2 separate regions of the Homo sapiens genome follow, and region 1 is linked to region 2. The links are chromatin contacts, found by Hi-C or POLR2A ChIA-PET in ENCODE. All regions are on one chromosome and are shown on one strand. Each heading gives the region's core, a stretch centred on a gene start or an enhancer-like site at or near the end of the contact. The rest is flanking DNA. Distances are from core to core; before and after follow the strand shown. Region 1 has its middle 29 kb from the start of NHLH2. Region 2 holds the start of LINC01649 (long intergenic non-protein coding RNA 1649).

Region 1 (6,243 bases), core at 1,170-3,669, 110 kb before region 2:
CACCCACCACCATGCGCAGCTAATTTTTTGTATTTTTTAGTATAGACGGGGTTTCACCGTGTTAGCCAGGATGGTCTCGATCTCCTGACCTCTCATGATCCGCCTTCCTCGGCCTCCCAAAGTGCTGGGATTACAGGCGTGGATCCTACTTTCTACTTACGTATCTAAATTTTGTTATATATGGACCTCCACCTCTTACAAGACATGAAACAGCTCATAAGTTTGAAATCATAGTTTTAAAAAGCTATGTACTCTTCCCATGAAAGCCTCCAAACTGTTAAGGCAAAGCTTCAGATTCAAGTTTCTTTTGGTTTCTCTTCACTCCAGCATGTGATCTGGAAATTATTTCTTCCTATAGATGGTAGTGGAAGAGGAGGTGGTAGTAGAAGGCACACTTCCCTCTCTATATTATTTCCTTAAAATTACTGCATTTTCTTCCTCAGGATCCTGGTCAGACATGGACTGTTAGATCTTAAAGGGACCTTACCAGCCTGTGGTGAATATAGCAAACTGCTTGACTCAACCTCCACCCTGTCACCTCCTGGTCTGCTTCCTGTACTGTGAGTGCTGGAAAGTTCAACATTTCATTTCTCAAGCTTTCCTTGCAAGCAAGGTCTTACATACACTTAGGTTCTGCCATTTACATGCACAAGTGAGATTTGAATAGTGGAAGCAAGGCAGAGGCTGCCTTCCTGTCCCATTTGCTGTTGTTGCTGGTAAGCAAGATTGAGGACAGAGGGCATGTACTGTGGTAGTGTCTGTCCCTAGCTTCCTGGCATCAAGAGGTGGTGGAGGCAGCAGAGGATGTGGATCCTTGGGTAGCAGGCATGGCGGCGTGTCTTTGAACTCAGCAGTTCCAGTAGTGGCTTTCTGGAGGCCCATCCTAGAATCCCGTCCTCCCACCCTTTCAATCACTTTGTATTACTTCATTTTCTGTATTGCATTTCTGTGTGCTTATAATAACCAACTTTCTGTATTCTGCATAGAACACTGCCTCTACGAGGTCATAAACAATGAAGAAATTCCTGTCTTGCTTGCCACTAACCTAGGTGCAGAACTGAGGGCCCCAACAGTAGTGGAGAGTGGGAGATAATGAAGGGAAAACCAAGCCAGGAAGTGGCAGGGCCAGGGGAAGGGAGTATGCTGTTACATGTGCTGTTACACTTGGTTGTGGGGAGAACTCAGAGAGGCTTTCCAAATATATACAAGGATGTCATCATGTTTACTGGAATGTAAAATGTTCATAGTGCCTAGGCTTGTCATTAAAAACAAGAATGGGCTTGGACTACATAATGAGCAGAAATACCTATTAATCTAAGTCCTCGTCTGGAAAAAGTGTAGAGGAGGTGGGCACCACTTATTAAATGTATCTTATGTTTTATAAACCAGCTGACAAAGTGATAAAAGTAAGGTGTAAGATTGTGCACAAAAAGCTTGTATTTGCATAAAATCAAACCTCAGGTTTTCTGGCTATGGATTATACCCATTGCTGAGAAGTTTAATTTACCAGCTGTTTACAGCATGTTATTCAAATAACCTATAAGTTGCCGGCACAGCAATGTATTGCATTTCTAGGACATACTGTAGATTCTTGCAACTGTTGTTCAGTGTAAATTCTACTTTACAGTATCTGAAAATTGCCTACAGTTCTGTACCCAGTTTGGACATGACTATCTGGCAAAAGAAATAAGCTGGAGAGTTGAAGAAGGACAATTAGACTTTTTGGAAAAGCTGAAAATTAAAAGGTGAAGTGCTGTGTTGGACAAAAGCAAGACCACCAAGGCCACTTGGAGAAGAGCGGAGTGGCCTTGGACTCTGGATAAGCTGGGAAACATCCTCCCAGTGTTTTCTGCAAGTGTTCATTCCTGCCCATCTGTTCTGTGCAATACATAAGTGCCCCACTTATGTTGTTTGCACAGAACCTACTCTGTGGTGAAATGCCAGGTTCTGGCTGCATGCTTTCCCAACAGTCCCTTCTTCTGTCACTCCAGAGTTGGGTGTGTGTCAGGGGTCCCCAGGCGCTCAAGGTTTCATTGACAATTCATTAGAGAGATTCACAGGACTCAGAAAGCTGTTGTACTGATGGTTACAGGTTATTCCAGCAAAAGGATATAGATTAAAATTAGCAAAGGGAAAAGATACATGGGGCAAAGTCCAGGAGAAACCAGGTGCAAGCTTCCAGATGTTCCCTCCCAATAGAGCTGCACAGGATGTATTTAATCCTCTCAGCCTCAGTGTGTGATAACACATATAAAGTGTTGCCAACTAAGGAAGCTCACCCAAGCCTTGGTGTCTAGAGTTTTTATTGGGGATCTGTCATGTAGGCATGCTGTACCTGTGTGACTGGTTTCAGCTACTCAGACTCCAGCACTCCTAGACCAAAAGCAAGTGTTTGCCACAAGTCACATTGTTAGCACAATCTGATCCAACTGGTAACATGTGACCCAAGGCCTCAAGCAAACAAAATGTCCCTTATCAGGCAGAATATCCAGGGACTCAGAGCTTATCTCCCGGAAACTGGCCAAGGGCCATTGCGGAAATCAGGCCTTTCTTGGGAATGTATAGGGTTTGAGCAACTCAGATCTCCTGAGCTAACACTTTCCTTCCCAGCAAGAAGGGGTAGTTTGGAGGCAGAGGGACTTTTTCTGGCCAGTGGCCTCAGGACTGAAGCCTTTCTGCATAGAGACTCAGCTCCCCACAATAGCAGTGTTTTGGTAACCATGAGCATTTGGTCAGACCATCTGTGCTGGGCATAAGGGTTGATAGTGTCCACACTACCTATGCTACTGCTGAGAGTGGGAAACCTGCTGGGGGATTCCTTCAAGGATGAGTCATCCTCAAGGGGCCTCAACCCTTTGTCCCCACCGAGCATCACTCCTAAGTGCTACCCATTTCACCCTTAAACATTACTCAGACCTGCCCTTCCTCTGAGCCTCTGCCAGCATTACCTAGTCCAGATCAACGTCATCCTTCACTTGTACCATTGCAGCAGGCTCCTCCCCAGCCTCCTGGCCCACTGTCATCCCACTACAGTCAGAGTGAGCTTTAATGAAACTAAGTCTCCCCTTCAGTGGCTCCCCATGGCCTGTAGGATGAAATCCAAGCTCCATGACTCTGAATGGAACATTCTCTTGCCCCTACTCCAGCCTCTTGTCTCCTCTGCCTCTCAAGATTGCCTTTGACAATCCAAATTGCTTGTAGATCTCAGTATAGAGCTTGTTGTTTCTGTCTGTTGTTTCTTTGCACCAAGAGCCAATCATAATCCCAAAAGACACAATCTCAAATGTGATAATCCCACATGTTGAAATCCCCAAAAATCAAAATCACAAAATTACAATTCTGGGAAAAGTAATTTTAAAATTAGTTTAAAGATATTTTATTTGAGATACATATAAAAATGACAGAACACTCACAGGCCACTTTATACAATAAAATAGATAAAAGTAATACATTTTTGCAATCATAACTACTCAGGTATACTGACAGTCACATCGTGATGAGCAGACAACTGTATTCATAAAGAAATAGGTCAAAAAGTGAAATGTATATATAAATATCATTATGGTTGGTAATTGTGTACACCCAGTCTCATAACTGTAACCATCTGAAATACTGTGATAAACAACCTAAGTCTTTTGATGAAATAGATCAAAAAATGCAATGGGTCACCAACTCATCATATGCACTTTCTCAAAGAGCTGAGATCTCGAGAAATTGTTTTTTTTTTTTTTTTTTTTGAGACGGAGTCTCGCTCTGCCGCCCAGACTGGAGTGCAGTGGCACTATCTCGGCTCACTGCAAGCTCCACCTCCTGGGTTCACGCCATTCTCCTGCTTCAGCCTCCCGAGTAGCTGGGACTACAGGCGCCCGCCACCACGCCTGGCTAATTTTTTGTATTTTTAGTAGAGATGGGGTTTCACTGTGTTAGCCAGGATGGTCTCCATCTCCTGACCTCGTGATCCGCCCGCCTTGGCCTCCCAAAGTGCTTGGATTACAGGCGTGAGCCACCGTGCCCGGCCGATCTCGAGAAATCTTATCTTTCATAAATACAGGTGCACAAAAAGGACATCTCTTCATTTGTTGAGGAAGTTTCAGTGTTTTCTAATGTCCAAGGCAGCAGAAGAAAAGTCTGTTCCAGCTCTCAGATGCCAATAGCCTTCTGTATTTGTTCTCTCCAGGACCCTTGCCGATTGGATGGTGTCCTCTAATATTGGGTAAAGATCTTCCCCAGCTAATCCACTCAGTCTCAGGCACTAATCTCCTCTGGAAACACCCTCACAAACACACCTAAAATAACGCTTTACCAGATTTCTAGGTATTCTTTAATCCAGTCAAGTTGACATTTAAAATTAAGTCCACAAGTTCACCCCTTGTCAACTTGGCACTCACACACATCTCCTTAAACATACCTCATTTCCAATGAAGACAATAACAAGTAATAGTTCTGCCTAAAATGATACGTCTATACTGTGATTGTAATTTAGACTTTAGGGGTTTAAATCTTTTGGGATTTCAGTATTCAGGATTATGGCATTTTGGATCATGTCTCTCAGGATTATGACCCAAACCCCTTTGCAACAGTCCTACTGCCTGGAACATTGCTCTCTTCTCACTTCCTTGCCTTAGCCTAGCCACCCTCTACTCCTGGACTGAGCTCAGGTATCACCTTAGGAAGTCTTCTCCAACTCCCTTCCTTAGCCCCACAAGCCAGGTTAGCTGCTTTCCTCCTCTGTGCATTATAATTATCTGTTCACTTGCCTGCCTTCACTTCTAGAATAGTCTCCTTGAAGACAGACATGGTGTCTTATTAGTTTTTTTTTATCCCAAATAGCTAGCACAATGCCCGCACAGAGCAGGTGCTCAGCAATTGTTTAGTGTATGAATAAATGAAAGGGTAAATTAATAAATGCATTAGTAGACATGAGAATGAATCCAATTTGAGCCAGACTTGTCTTGGCTGCTTTTTGAGAAGTCTGTCTTCCTCTTAGGCAGTTTCTTGCACTGTCATAGTCTTCTCTGCCTAAGTCTTCCTCTTAGGCAGTTTCTTGCACTGTCATAAGCATAGACTCTGGGTGTGTATCTCAATTCTGCTTAGTATGTGAACCCAGGCTAGTTACCTAATCTGTCTAAATCTCAGTTATCTTAGAGTACAGCAGGGACCCTAATCATGAGGTTATTGTTAATATTCAGTGAGATGAGGTCTATGAAGTGCCTAGTGCAGTGCCTGCCATATGATGAGCGCTTCAGATAGGGAAGTGTTTTTATTGCCCCTAATTGATTTGCTTCTACATCTTGTCTGGTCTCCCACCTGGACCAACTGGAAAAGCCTTCATGGCTATAATCTTCTGAATCTTCAAGTCTCATATTCAGTGGATAGCAAAATGCCCCTTTCTCCTGAGATTGGGATTTTGGTGGAAGGTAGGGGAGCTAAGTTCCCAAGACAAGGGTCTGCTGGCATTGTTTACTAGATCCCCTAACCACTTGCTTCCTTTGACCCCAGGAGCTAACTGGTCACCAGGTCCTCTGATTCTGCCACCTCAGATTTCTAACTCCAGTTCTCATTGCCATTGTTAGTAAACTTTACAATTTAGGGACAAGGGACTAAACCACTGAGACCATGGCCTCTCCTACTATGTCATCCCTAACCATTTATTTTGCTTCTAGCCCATTCTCAAACTACTGTCCAAGTCCACCATCCTCATGGGGTGATTATGAAGGCTAAGTGAATGCCTGTGAAGTGTTTAGCACGATGCCTAGATTATAGTGAGTACTCAATAAATGGTCACTATCATCAGATCTGATACCATTCCTCTGCTTAGAAGCTTCCACTGGTCCACAACTGTCTATGGAATGAAGTTCAAATTCCTGAGCACAGCATTGAAGGCCCTTGATGATCAGAACTCCACCTACACTGAACTTTTCCAGCTCTGTCCCCATCTTACATTGTTCTCACTTGGAATGCCTTTTTCCCACCTTGTCTGTTGAAACCTGCCCACAGAAGCCCAGTGTGAATACCATTTCCGTGAAGCATTTCTTGATTCACTTAGTTGTAATTAATCATCTTTTCTCTTGGGATCCCACAGAGTTTAATTTATATTTCCACACTACCTCTTTTTGCCCTTTTTGTATACTAATTCGGCTATTGAACTTCTTATCCCTCCTCCTACTAGAGAATAAATTCATGGTGCAAACAAACATTGGCTACAGGCATCTTGGCAATCAGCAATAGAAAATATGTGGGTGG
Region 2 (5,497 bases), core at 21-2,520:
TTGGCTAATTTTTGTATTTTTAGTAGAGACGGGGTTTCACCATGTTGGTCAGGCTGGTCTCGAACTCCTGACCTCGTGATCTGCCCGCCTCAGCCTCCCAAAGTGCTGGGATTACAGGCATGAGCCACCGCACCTCGCCGGGTAATGATTCTTGAGACAAGAGGTGGTTAAGTAGCATTATTATGTAATGTTTATATACCATGGAGTTTTTACAAGAAGATAAATCTATTTCCTCTGAGGGCCACTATTAACAATGTACTTCCTTAAATTTAGTTAAGTGATCGTAATACGTGCTGCATTTGCACATTGCATTAAGTTATGATGAGCTGAATTGTTACAAATTATAGCAAAAAGAAGTGTAAACTTGGCTAAAATCCTTCCATTCTTTGTATTTTTTTAAAGATTTTTATTCCTTAAATGCAAAATGACTACCTAATTTTTTTATGTAAATTCATTAAATTCAAAGAGAAAAAAAGATTAGTCATTGAACAGTAACAACAACGAAAACAAATTAGAGATACTCTGAAATCTTAGAGTTCACATATGACAAAAATTTGATGGAAATTTCCTAAAACTGTGATCCCAAGCATTTATGTGATAGTACAAATAATGAGTTATGAAGCTCACAGAAACTTTTCCAAATTCTTAATGAAAAACAAATTTGATCAACCATGCTACTGGAAAGACTAATCTATCTTTATATGTACCCTCTTGATAGAAAATACTACAAAAATCTTTGTTATATGAAGTCGTGACCCAAGAATATATAGAGCCAAAAAATGAAGGCATAATTATATAGGGGTGTCAGGGCAATTAAGTACCATGTATATATATATATTTTTAATTTTGTGATTCTTGTGGCAGTTAAATATTTTTAAAATGTGTAATTGATAGCAATTTCTTTTCTCACTTTAAATCAACACTCAAACCTAATTTTGTATAAATATTCTTGTCATCTTTTTCTTTTAAAAAGCCTCTAAAATTATGTAAGCTTCAGACCCCAAAAGGAGTAACTTATCAAGAGGAAAAGATCCTAGATTCACTTCTGCTTCTACTTATTCTACTTCTGGATTTATTAAACCATTACTCAGATTTTAAAACACACCACACACAAAGAAAAGTTTCTAAAATAAATGAGCTAACATGGATTTTTTTCATATTCTCCATCTTCTTGATAGCCCAGAGATCCTGATACTCTTTGGACTTTGGTAGTGGAATGGTAGATGTGTGTTGAGAATGGAAGGGAGTTAAGGATGGGGTTCTAGAATTCAGATGCCCTCTTAGGGTTTGAAATGTGGGGGAAAAAAAAAGAGAATCACTGCTTATCTTAGTCTGTTCGGGTAGCTGTAACAAAATACCATACCTGAGTGACTTACAAGTAATAGAAATGTTATTTCTCACATTTCTGGAGTCTGGGAAGCCCAAGATCAAGGTGCTAGCAGATTTGGTGTCTGGTAAGGGCTAACTTCCTTGTTCAAAAATGGTGCCTTCTTGCTGTGTCCTCACATAGTGGAAGAGGTGAGGGAAATTTGGGGGGCAGCTCTCATAAGGACACTGATCATTCATGATGGCCTGCCTTCACGAGACTCAGTCACCTCCCAAGGGCCCCCAGTTCCTAACAGCATCACCTATGGCGGTGAGGATTTCAACATATACATTTTAGGAGGATACAAACATTCAGATGATAGGCCAGAGCACTGACCTAGGCAATGGCATCTACAGAAAAGAGAAAAATAATTTACTTTTGACTTGAGGTGTCTTGGGTTTAAATCCCAGTCCCACCACTTAATCATTTGTGACCCTGAGCCCCGTGAGCTTTGATTTCTGCACTTGTAAAAATAGGCAGAATATTAAATACCTTTAGAGTTTTTCATGAAAACTAAATGCTACCTCTGAAGTTAAATGAAATTGTAAGAATGAAATAAATAGGGCTGTTTTAAAGAGTAAATGTGCTCAGTAATTGGTGTTCTGTAAATGTTAACTTCGTTCTGAAATATATAGAGCAGGATGTCAACTTATGGAAAGAATGTAAATATTTTTTGGTTATAAATACCAATGAATTTTTCTTACAATGCCAATGGATCTATACATACTATATGGATTATATTTAAGCTTTTTGCCTTATCTTAAAGCTAATAGCAAATAGGGCAATGATGTATATGGGCAATTTACAAAAGAAGAAACAAGAATATCTGGTAACATAGCAAGAATTTTTTAACATTTTCTTGGTCATCAAACACAATATAAACAATGAGATACCATTTTGTTTCTCACACTGGCAAAGATTAAGAAGAATGAAAATGCCCACTAGCTGGTGGTAAGGCGGGAAGGGGAAGGGTACACTCATGACATTGGATAGTTGGAGTTCAAATTGGTACAGCTGTTTTGGAGATCAATTTAAAAGTAGGCCCCCTCTCCAAAAGCAAAATAAAACTTTAAAAATGTTTACTCTGCATTTAAAGCTGAAAGTATGCCTTACTCTATGATTTAGTTATGCCTCTCCTAGTTTATATTTTTTGAAGTATAAATATGTCATCCAAAAGACATGTATAAGAATATACATAACAGCTTTATTCAGAATAGCCTAAATGTCTATCAGAAAAAAATAAATCAATAAATTGTAGTTTTTTTTTTAAAGGATACTATGAAGCAATAAAAAGAATGAATTACTGCTATACTCCACAGCATGGATGAATCTCACAGACATTATGTTGAGTGAAGGAAGCCAGAAACCAAAGAATACACACTCTATGATTCCATTTATATGAAGTTCAAGAACAGGGGATAGCTATTGACTGGGAAGAGGCATGAAAAGCATTCTGGAAAATGTTTAATCCATTGATCTGGGTGGTGGTTGTACCCATTGTCTATACACTTGTAGAATTCAAATCGCAGTACACTTGAGATTTATTCACTTTGTTGTATATATGCTATACCTCAATTTAGAAGTTTTGAGAAAACATACACTTTGACTTAGCAAGTATGTTTTCATTCTAAAGAAAAAAGTCAGAGGAGTACAAAAAAGGTTTACATACAAGAATGATCACCATAGCATTATTTATAGTAGCAAAAATCTGGAAATACAATCCAATAATAAGGAAGTAGTTAAATAAAATTATGATACATCAGATAGTAGAATGCTATAATCATTAAATCAGATAAAATAGAAGAGTCAAAAATATGGAAAGTTTTTCATAATATAATGTTCCAAAAAAAAGTAGGTTAACCAAACAGTATTTAAGATTTAATACTATATTTGCTTAAAATATACATGTCTGTCTCCCTCTCTCTCTCTCTATATATATATATGTATATTACATAATCCACATGCTTATCACACGTATCTCTGACTAATGGGATTGTAGATAATTTTCCCTTTCTTTCTCTTGTTTTAAGCAGTTTTCTATATTGGACATGTCCTGTTTTGTAATCTGCAAAAATCTGAAATAAAATGTAAAAGGGAAAAATGCTAGGTGTGGTAGTGCATGCCTATAGTCCCAGCTACTAGGGAGGCTGAGGCAGAGGCTCACTTGAGCCCAGGAGTTTGAGACCAGCCTGACTGATGCAGCAAGACACCATCTCAAAAAATAAAAAATGAAAATAAATAAATAAAAAGGAGGAGAAGGCCAGGCGCGGTGGCTCATGCCTGTAATCTCAGCACTTTGGGAGGCCAAGGTGGGTGGATCATCTGAGGTTGGGAGTTCGAGACCAGCCTGGGCAACATGGTGAAACCCTGTCTCTACTAAAAATACAAAAATTAGCCAGATGTGGTGGTGCACACCTGTAATCTCAACTACTCCAGAGGCTGAGGCAGAAGAATCACCTGAACCCAGGAGGCGAAGGTTGCAGTAAGCTGAGTTTGCACTACTGCACTCCAGGCTGGGTGACAGAGTGAAAGTCCATCTCAAAAAAAAAGGTAGGGGAGGGGATTGAAAAAGAAAGAACAAGAGTGAGCAAATCAACTCTCTATATAAGTAAGCTGTTCTGAACATTTACATATTGCATTCTAGGTATGCCCTTGATGAAGGTAGTTAACCTCTCTAAGCCTCAGGTCCTCTCTGTAAAATGGGAATAATTATTGCACCTAACTTATGGTATTGTTATCTGGATTAAATTAAATATTCTGTATGTAGTGCTTAGCAGTGTCTGACATATCATAAACACTTCATCAATATTAGCCATTACATTACTCTGGGACACTGGCTAAGACCCCTAGGTTACCAGAATTGACTTAACTGCTCTTGTCTTCTTTTCACCTTAGGTATCTACTGACCTGGTTATCGCTTCTTCCTTTAAGGAGTATTAGAACACTGCTGGGGATGGGCTGACAAACATACCAGGTATTGATGCATACAGTCCCCTGAAAGGTCTCATCTGATTAGGGACATTTATTCTGAGAACCAGGTCTCAGAATTCTCTTTTGGATGCATCAAAGTCCAACCGATTCTGAGAGCCAACTTGGTGCGTATCCCTCAGAGAAGCCTTGGGGCCCGGGTTCCACACCATTCTGTATAAAAGTGGAAAGTTAGGAGACAGCTGATTCGCTTTCTCTGTAGAATTATCTTCCCACAACTCACTGTAGAGGTCTATCACACAATGGGTTTTAGTTTCTTTTTTTCCATTGCTTTCCTTGTTTTCTATTTTCATTCTTTTCTAAAATTTTCATTTCCAGAGCTGCTTCTGGGCTCTCTTCTCCCTGCGCCAACCCACCCCCACCTCCTCCCCTTTCTCCCTCCTTCCTTTTCTTTCTCGCTCTTCCTCTTCGTCTCTCTTGAGACAGGTCTAGTGGCCTGGTTGCCATCTGCTGCCTTTTTTTTTATAAGGTTGAGATCAGATGGCATCTAATCGATCGTCATGGTCTCCATGGTTACCAGGGTGACAGAGTACTTGGGAGAGACACATTCTCGAGCCTGGGGCTGTCAGACCATTCCTGAGAGGGGAAAGGAAATAAAACCCCTTCCATCATATTTACACCTTTACATCTTTCTCAAATGCAGCAAAACACAGACCCTGTTTATGTTTTACATAGTGACCTAGTGGCTTGAGGCCAGGGAATGCAGAGTGGCTTTTTTCTATTTAAAAAAATGCACAAGGACAGAAGTAAAGGGTTTTTTGTTTTTTTGTTTTTTAGCCTCAGAACCATCCCTTCCCCTCCCTGCTCCATACAGACCATCCCTTTTATCATTTTTTTTTCTTTTCCCTTTAAATGTTTGGGAATTAATTCAGTAATTCTACTGAGTTGTTATTCTTCCAATAAATCATGGTAGTTCTAAAAGTGACAATTGACAGCTATTTGCTTTAGGGAAAGAAATAACCTTCATAAAATTACCAACACTTTCACTTTTGATTAGAATCAGTGTTAATGTTAATGTTAGTTGTTCTTTGGCCAAGCATTTGTAATATAGGAAGCCATTTTTCCCACAAAGAGCAGCTTCATATGATAAAATGTAAACAAAATGACCCTTATTCTTAATGCAAAAAGTGCTTAGGCATGACT

The links. A loop is a pair of places that touch in the nucleus more often than their neighbours do. ChIA-PET counts read pairs that join two places held with the same protein, here RNA polymerase II (POLR2A). Pooled maps may share reads with other maps.
Region 1: a map of DLD1 shows a loop between it and region 2 (3-fold over the local background). The contact joins the enhancer-like site here to the promoter of LINC01649 in region 2. A Hi-C loop is called at or near these places in 1 of 168 maps with a recorded cell type or tissue (DLD1) and 1 of 50 pooled maps. POLR2A ChIA-PET finds 5 or more read pairs at or near these places in 1 of 52 experiments (CD4-positive, alpha-beta T cell).

What each region holds. Positions count from the first base shown.
Region 1 is chr1:115,808,897-115,815,139 of GRCh38, forward strand. No RefSeq gene overlaps it. Among named protein-coding and RNA genes, the nearest start is that of NHLH2, 29 kb to the right of the region's middle. Within about 2 kb of position 2,420, at least 4 of the 41 ENCODE cell types and tissues checked have a DNase peak (open chromatin) inside an H3K27ac peak, as active enhancers do.
Region 2 is chr1:115,918,106-115,923,602 of GRCh38, forward strand. LINC01649 (long intergenic non-protein coding RNA 1649) reads left to right here and starts at 1,271. Exons shown (of 3, transcript NR_125969.1): 1 at 1,271-1,454; 2 at 4,262-4,340. It overlaps LOC101928977 (a long non-coding RNA gene), which reads right to left. Exons shown (of 5, transcript NR_125970.1): 5 at 4,468-4,507.